Linked DNA regions of Homo sapiens: region 2 is linked to region 1. The links are chromatin loops, found by intact Hi-C in ENCODE. Cell type or tissue: heart right ventricle. All regions are shown on one strand. Links, peaks and the distances in the headings refer to the core of each region. The heading gives the core; the rest is flanking DNA.

Evidence for each region. Hi-C counts contacts between places; a loop is a spot of excess contacts. Peaks named below come from ENCODE experiments on the same cell type or tissue, not always from the same donor. Only the 100,000 strongest peaks of a DNase experiment are listed, where the experiment ranks them.
Region 2: it touches region 1 in a loop (2.0-fold over the local background); 27 of 110 quality-filtered maps call a loop at or near these places.

Annotation. Positions count from the first base shown.
Region 1 is chr3:12,599,474-12,602,280 of GRCh38, forward strand. RAF1 (Raf-1 proto-oncogene, serine/threonine kinase) reads right to left here. Exons shown (of 17, transcript NM_002880.4): 8 at 915-942; 9 at 679-806; 10 at 218-335. Among named protein-coding and RNA genes, the nearest start is that of MKRN2, 44 kb to the left of the region's middle. In heart right ventricle, for the core only: a CTCF peak has its summit at 1,792 (motif pointing right); no DNase peak of the experiment used is centred there; H3K27ac peaks cover 44 bases.
Region 2 is chr3:12,653,616-12,656,422 of GRCh38, forward strand. The region is part of intron 1 of RAF1 (Raf-1 proto-oncogene, serine/threonine kinase); the gene reads right to left. Among named protein-coding and RNA genes, the nearest start is that of RAF1, 9.1 kb to the right of the region's middle. In heart right ventricle, for the core only: no CTCF peak of the experiment used is centred there; no DNase peak of the experiment used is centred there; H3K27ac peaks cover 1,337 bases.

The DNA of each region.
Region 1 (2,807 bases), core at 229-2,728:
CAAGTCTTATTCACTAATTTCTAATTATCCTGGGAGCTTTATAAGAACTTAGTCTAAAAAGAATTAAGTTCAATCTTCAGGTATAATCAAGTATGTAAGGGAGAGTACTGCTATAAGCCCAGGAGCACTCAGTCCTCTCCTCCTCCTGGCCCCCTGGGCTGAAACTTGACTTCACACCAAAGCCCTGCAGTTAGTAAAGGGAGGGCCCCAAGCTTACCGTGCCATTTACCCTTATAAACAGTTCCAAAAGAGCCTGACCCAATCCGAGTGGACAGCATCACTTCACTGGCTTCTATTTCCCAATAATAGCTTGAATCTCTCTGTCCACGAGGCCTCTGAAACAAGTAGAGATCATTATTATACTCCATGCAATGGTAATAATCTTTTGATAATGAGGGCATCAAAGGATCAACCCATGTCATCTGTTTCCATATCTTTTAAAGATAAACATATTAACCATACTTCCAATTTTTGTCTTTTGAGAAATACCATTTTAGTTATAGCACTGGCAAACTGTCTGATGCAAGTGTGCCAAAAATGACAGTAACATTTATAATCTCCTTCATTGAATGTATTTTATTAGAATCTTCTCCCAAAATAAGTTTAAGTATTCTAATTTCCAACGAGGTTTTTCTTACTGAACCCTAATTGGCAGGAGGTACTGTTGTCTATACTCACAATTTTGTTTTTCTCCTGGGTCCCAGATACTGGTGCCCGCTCTCTTTGTGCTGGCACGGGGGTTTTCGGCTGTGACCAGCCTGTTGGGCTCAGATTGTTGGGGCTACTGGACAGGGCTGAAGGTGAGGCTTAATAGACAAGACAAACAGAAGCCACACAAGGATAAGCCAACAGAAGATACACCGCATAAAGAAAAAAAGCCCATTATTGTTGGCTAAATGACTATGGAAAAGTACCTGATTCGCTGTGACTTCGAATTGCATCCTGAAACAGAAAAGGAAAGCTGGTCAACTCCTACACACAAAAGATTTTCTCTGGGGGAGGGAAAAAAGAGGAGGAGGATGTGCAAGAACAAAATAGATTATAAAAACCTCTAAAAACCATAGAAATCCTAAACATACTCTAATCAACGTTCCTTGATTAAATTCAGCAAATATCAGTGGCCAGTATCTCCAAGGCTGATTTTTCATTAAATATTAGAAGGATTTAATATTCCACCTCCCAGGTTCAAGCAATTCTCCTGCCTCAGTCTCCCGAGTAGCTGGGATTACAGGTGTGCACCAGCACGCCCGGCTAATTTTTGCATTTTTAGTAGAGACAGGGCTTCGCCATGTTGGCCAGGCTCGTCTTGAACTCCTGACCTGAGGTGATCCTCTCGCCTCGGCCTCCCAAAGTGCTGGGATTACAGGCGTGAGCCACCGTGCCAAGCCTGGTATTAGTTTTTCATATATAATGAAAACCACATTCTTTTTCTCAAAAGAAAGCAATGTACACAACAAACATACTCTTTCAAGGGAAGCTAGCAAAGTTACTCTCAGCTGAGACCCTTCCAAAGATTGGGATTCTTGTTCCACTGAGGCTCAAAACTTTTTTTAAAAAGCCAGGGTGGGGAGGTGGATTCTGGGGGAAGCTCACTCTTACTCCACAAGGAGTTAGGCTAAATTGACTAGAAGTTGGATTTGAAAAAGGTAAGCAGCCTATATACTTTATCCAAGCCTAAAATCACAGAAAGCTGGAAAGACCACAAATCCAAGTTCAAAACCTACATTTTACATATAAGAAAACACATCTGAACAGGTAGAGAGACTTGGCAGGGTCACTTGGCAGAACCAGTAGGTGGCAGAAATAGAACCAGAAACCATCATATATGGATCTCAGCCCTCAGCTCTTTCACCACAAAACACTGCCTTATGGGTAAATTTGGAAATCGGTTACATTCTCCTCATGGGAGAAAGCAAAGGCTATCTTTAGAATTTATTAGAAACTGTTTGGAAAATAGTTTAAATTGCAGAGGGCTCTATGAGACCTAAACCCCAATCTAAAATTCATCGCTTGGAATAGAACAGTATAATAGAATAATATAAAACCACTTGGCCCCCATATCCTAAAAAAGGACATTTTTTGGGGGGAAGTCCTACTATATTCTCTTTGTGTAACTACAGTATAGACAAGATACTTGTTCCACACAACTATTACTAGAATGCTCCCACTCAATTATATAAAAAGATAAAATTATATATCTAATTATATAATTAGATAAAAAGAATCAAACCAAGCTGTTCCCCTGCTCCCAAAACATAATTCGGAATTTAACAAGAAAGCCTAGTTCTGGTTCCCAAAACTAGCTAGTCTTCAGAATTACCTGGAGAGTGATTCTGACTCTGGAAAGAAGAATGAAGATCCACCCCTAATCCCCGACCCACGATTGACTGAGCATGTTTTGGAGGGGAATGTGAGAAGTCCAGGAATGTGTGTTTTTAAGTACAGCAGGATAACTGCCAGGTGGGCAAAACACTGGCAAAAAATAATGTGGATTTCAATAGAAATCGGCAGCTGTAATTTCATTATCCAACTAAGCTGTTCTTTGTTTTTAAAGCAAAGCACAATTTATTTTTATTAACCACAATTATATTCCTATGTAGCAGAATATTTTCCTTAATGTTATGGTAATTTTCTTCCCTGTATCAATTAAATATCCCATATTTTATTCTGTGCTAATTTCTATAGTTGGATCAATTTATTCTAGAAAGAATTTTCCTATTGTTCCTGGAGTCTAAATACTCAAGAGAACTATGAATAATTTGAGACCCACAAATAATTTGAATAAAGCAACAATTAGTCTACTTTAA
Region 2 (2,807 bases), core at 135-2,634, 54 kb after region 1:
GTGCCTGCAATCCCAGCTACTAGGGAGGCTGAGGCAGGAGAATCACTTGAACCCAGGAGGCAGAGGAGAGCTGAGATCATGCCATTGCACTCCAGCCTGGGCGACAGAGCAAGACTATGTCTCAAAAAAAAAAAAGTCATCTCTCATGGGTCTTCTGTATTTTTCATCATGTACAGTACAATACCATAAACTTTGAATAACAGCATGGGTCCCATATGAAGTACCACTAGTGATGCTGGAAGCGCTCCCAAGAAGCAAAGAAAAGCCATGACATTATAATAAAAAGTTGAACTACTTGACTTATACAGTAGATGCAGGTCAGGTCAGCAGCTGCGACTGCCGGCCATTTCAGACAGACTATTCATCTTTTCTTTTTCTTTTTTTTTTTTTTCAAGAGACAGCATCTTGTTCTGTTGCCCAGGCTAGAGCACCATGGCACAATCATAGCTTATTGCAGCCTCCAATTCCTGGACTCAAACAATCCTCTCTCCTCAGCCTACCAAGTAGCTGGGACTACAGGCGCATACCACATGCCTGACTAGTTTTTTTGGTTTTAGAGATGGGGTCTCACTATGATGCCCAGGCTGGTTTTGAACTCCTGGCCTCAAGCAATCCTCCCTCCTTGGCCTCCCAAAGTGCTGGGATTATAGGCATGAGCCACAGAGGCTGGCCCTAAATACATTATAGAATAAAAAAGTATGAGAGGCCAGGCACAGTGGCTCATGCCTATAATCCCAGCATTTTGGGAGGCCAAGGCGGGAGAATCACTTGAGCTCAGCACTTCGACATCAGCCTGGGCAACATGGCAAAACCCCATCTCTACAAAAAATACAAAAATTAGCTGAGTGTGGTGGCACACACCTGTAGTCCCAGCTACTCAGCAGGTTCAGGAGGGAAGATGGCTTGTGCCTGGGAGGTCAAGGCTACGGTGAGTGGAGATCGCACCACTGCACTCCAGCCTGGGCAATGGAGTGAGACTGTGTCACTCACAACACAAAAAAAGGGTATGAGTATAAAGTAACTACAACTGTGTGTATCAACTTATAGAAAAACTTTATTCATTTTTTTTTTTGCTTATTTTTCTTCTTACACCTCACAAGGATGAAAGAAAGTGTTCTTTTTAAAAAGATGTCATTAATTGTGTACATAATGTATCCCTTTGAACAACATTATACACAAGTTTAAGAGGGAGGAAAAAACCCATCAGATCCAAATATAGCCAAATTCAAAGGTTCTGGTTTGCCCATTACATCTAAGTAGCAATAAGAAGAAAAGGAGGGCTGGGCGCAGTGGCTCAAGCCTGTAATCCCAGTACTTTAGGAGGCTAAAATGGGAGGATCAATGGAGGCCAGGAGTTCGAGACCAACCTGGTAAACATAGTGAGACCCCCCCCCCGCCATCTCTAAAATAGTAAAAATAATAATTTTTTAAAATGCAAAAAGCCTACAACCACTTCACAGTCATTAGGGTTGTTATTTTATTTATTTATTTTTTGAGACGAAGTCTCACTCTTGTGGAGTGCAATGGCGCAATCTCAGCTCACTGCAACCTCTGCCTCCCGAGTTCAAGCGATTCTCCTGCCTCAACCTCCCAAGTAGCTGGGATTACAGGCATGCGCCAACAAGCCCAGCGAATTTTTTTTGTACTTTTAGTAGAGACGGGGTTTCACCATGTTGGCCAGGCTGGTCTCGAACTCCTGACCTCAGGTGATCCGCCCGCCTCGGCCTCCCAAAGTGCTGGGATTACAGGCATGAGCCACCGTGCCCAGCCCAAGATTGTTACTTTAAAAATTAAAAAAGAAAAAATAACAAGTGTTGGAAAAGATGTGGCAAAACTGGAACCCTTGTGCTTTGCTGGTGGGAAATGTAAAATGGTGCAGTCACTGTGCAAAACAGTTTGGCAGTTCCTCAAAAAGTAAACACAGAATTACCATATGATCCAGTAATTCTACTCCTGTGCATTACCCTAAGGCACTGAAAGCAGGGGCTCCAACAGATATTTGTACACCAATGTTCACTGCAGCATTATTTACAACAACCAAAAGGTGGAAATAATCCAAGTGTCCATCACTGATGAGGAGATAAACAAAATGATATATTCATACAATGAAATATTATTCAGCCATAAAAAGGAATAAAATACAGATACATGCCACCACCACATGGATAAACCTCAAAAATGTGCTAAGTAAAATAAGCCAGACAAAAAAGGCCAGATAGTGTATGACTCCCCTTACATGAGGTACCTGGAATAGGCAAATTCATAGAGAGAAAGTAGAATAGGGGTTACGAGGAACTGGGCATAGGGAGGAATGAGGAGTTCTTGCTTAATGAGTACTGTTTCTGTTTGAGGTAACAAAAAGGTTCTGGAAACGAGTAGTGGCGATGGTTTTAAGACATTGTGAATGTTGTTAAATGTCACTGGATTGTAGATACACACACACACACCCCACCCCCAATCCGCCCCCTTCCAACTTACATAAGACAGCCTAGGGGTCCATTTTGCATTGTCAGGCAATACTAGATAATACTAGCCAGGGAAATCACAATCTCTCCTCTCAAAATCACACTATAATGCTGGACCAGACTAAGGTCAAAAATGGTAGAAGATTATCATTTATCCCCCCATTCTCTCTGGGTATAACTTTCTTCCATATCTAAAACCTATGAATGCAAAAGGAAATAGCCAGCATGGTAACAGCTGCTTGAGCTGAAGAGTCAGTGTCCTGCTAAAGCAGGCAAATGTCATCAAGGAGCTAGCAGGCAGAACCTAGAGCACTCTACATATAATGCCCAATAGAGGGAGAA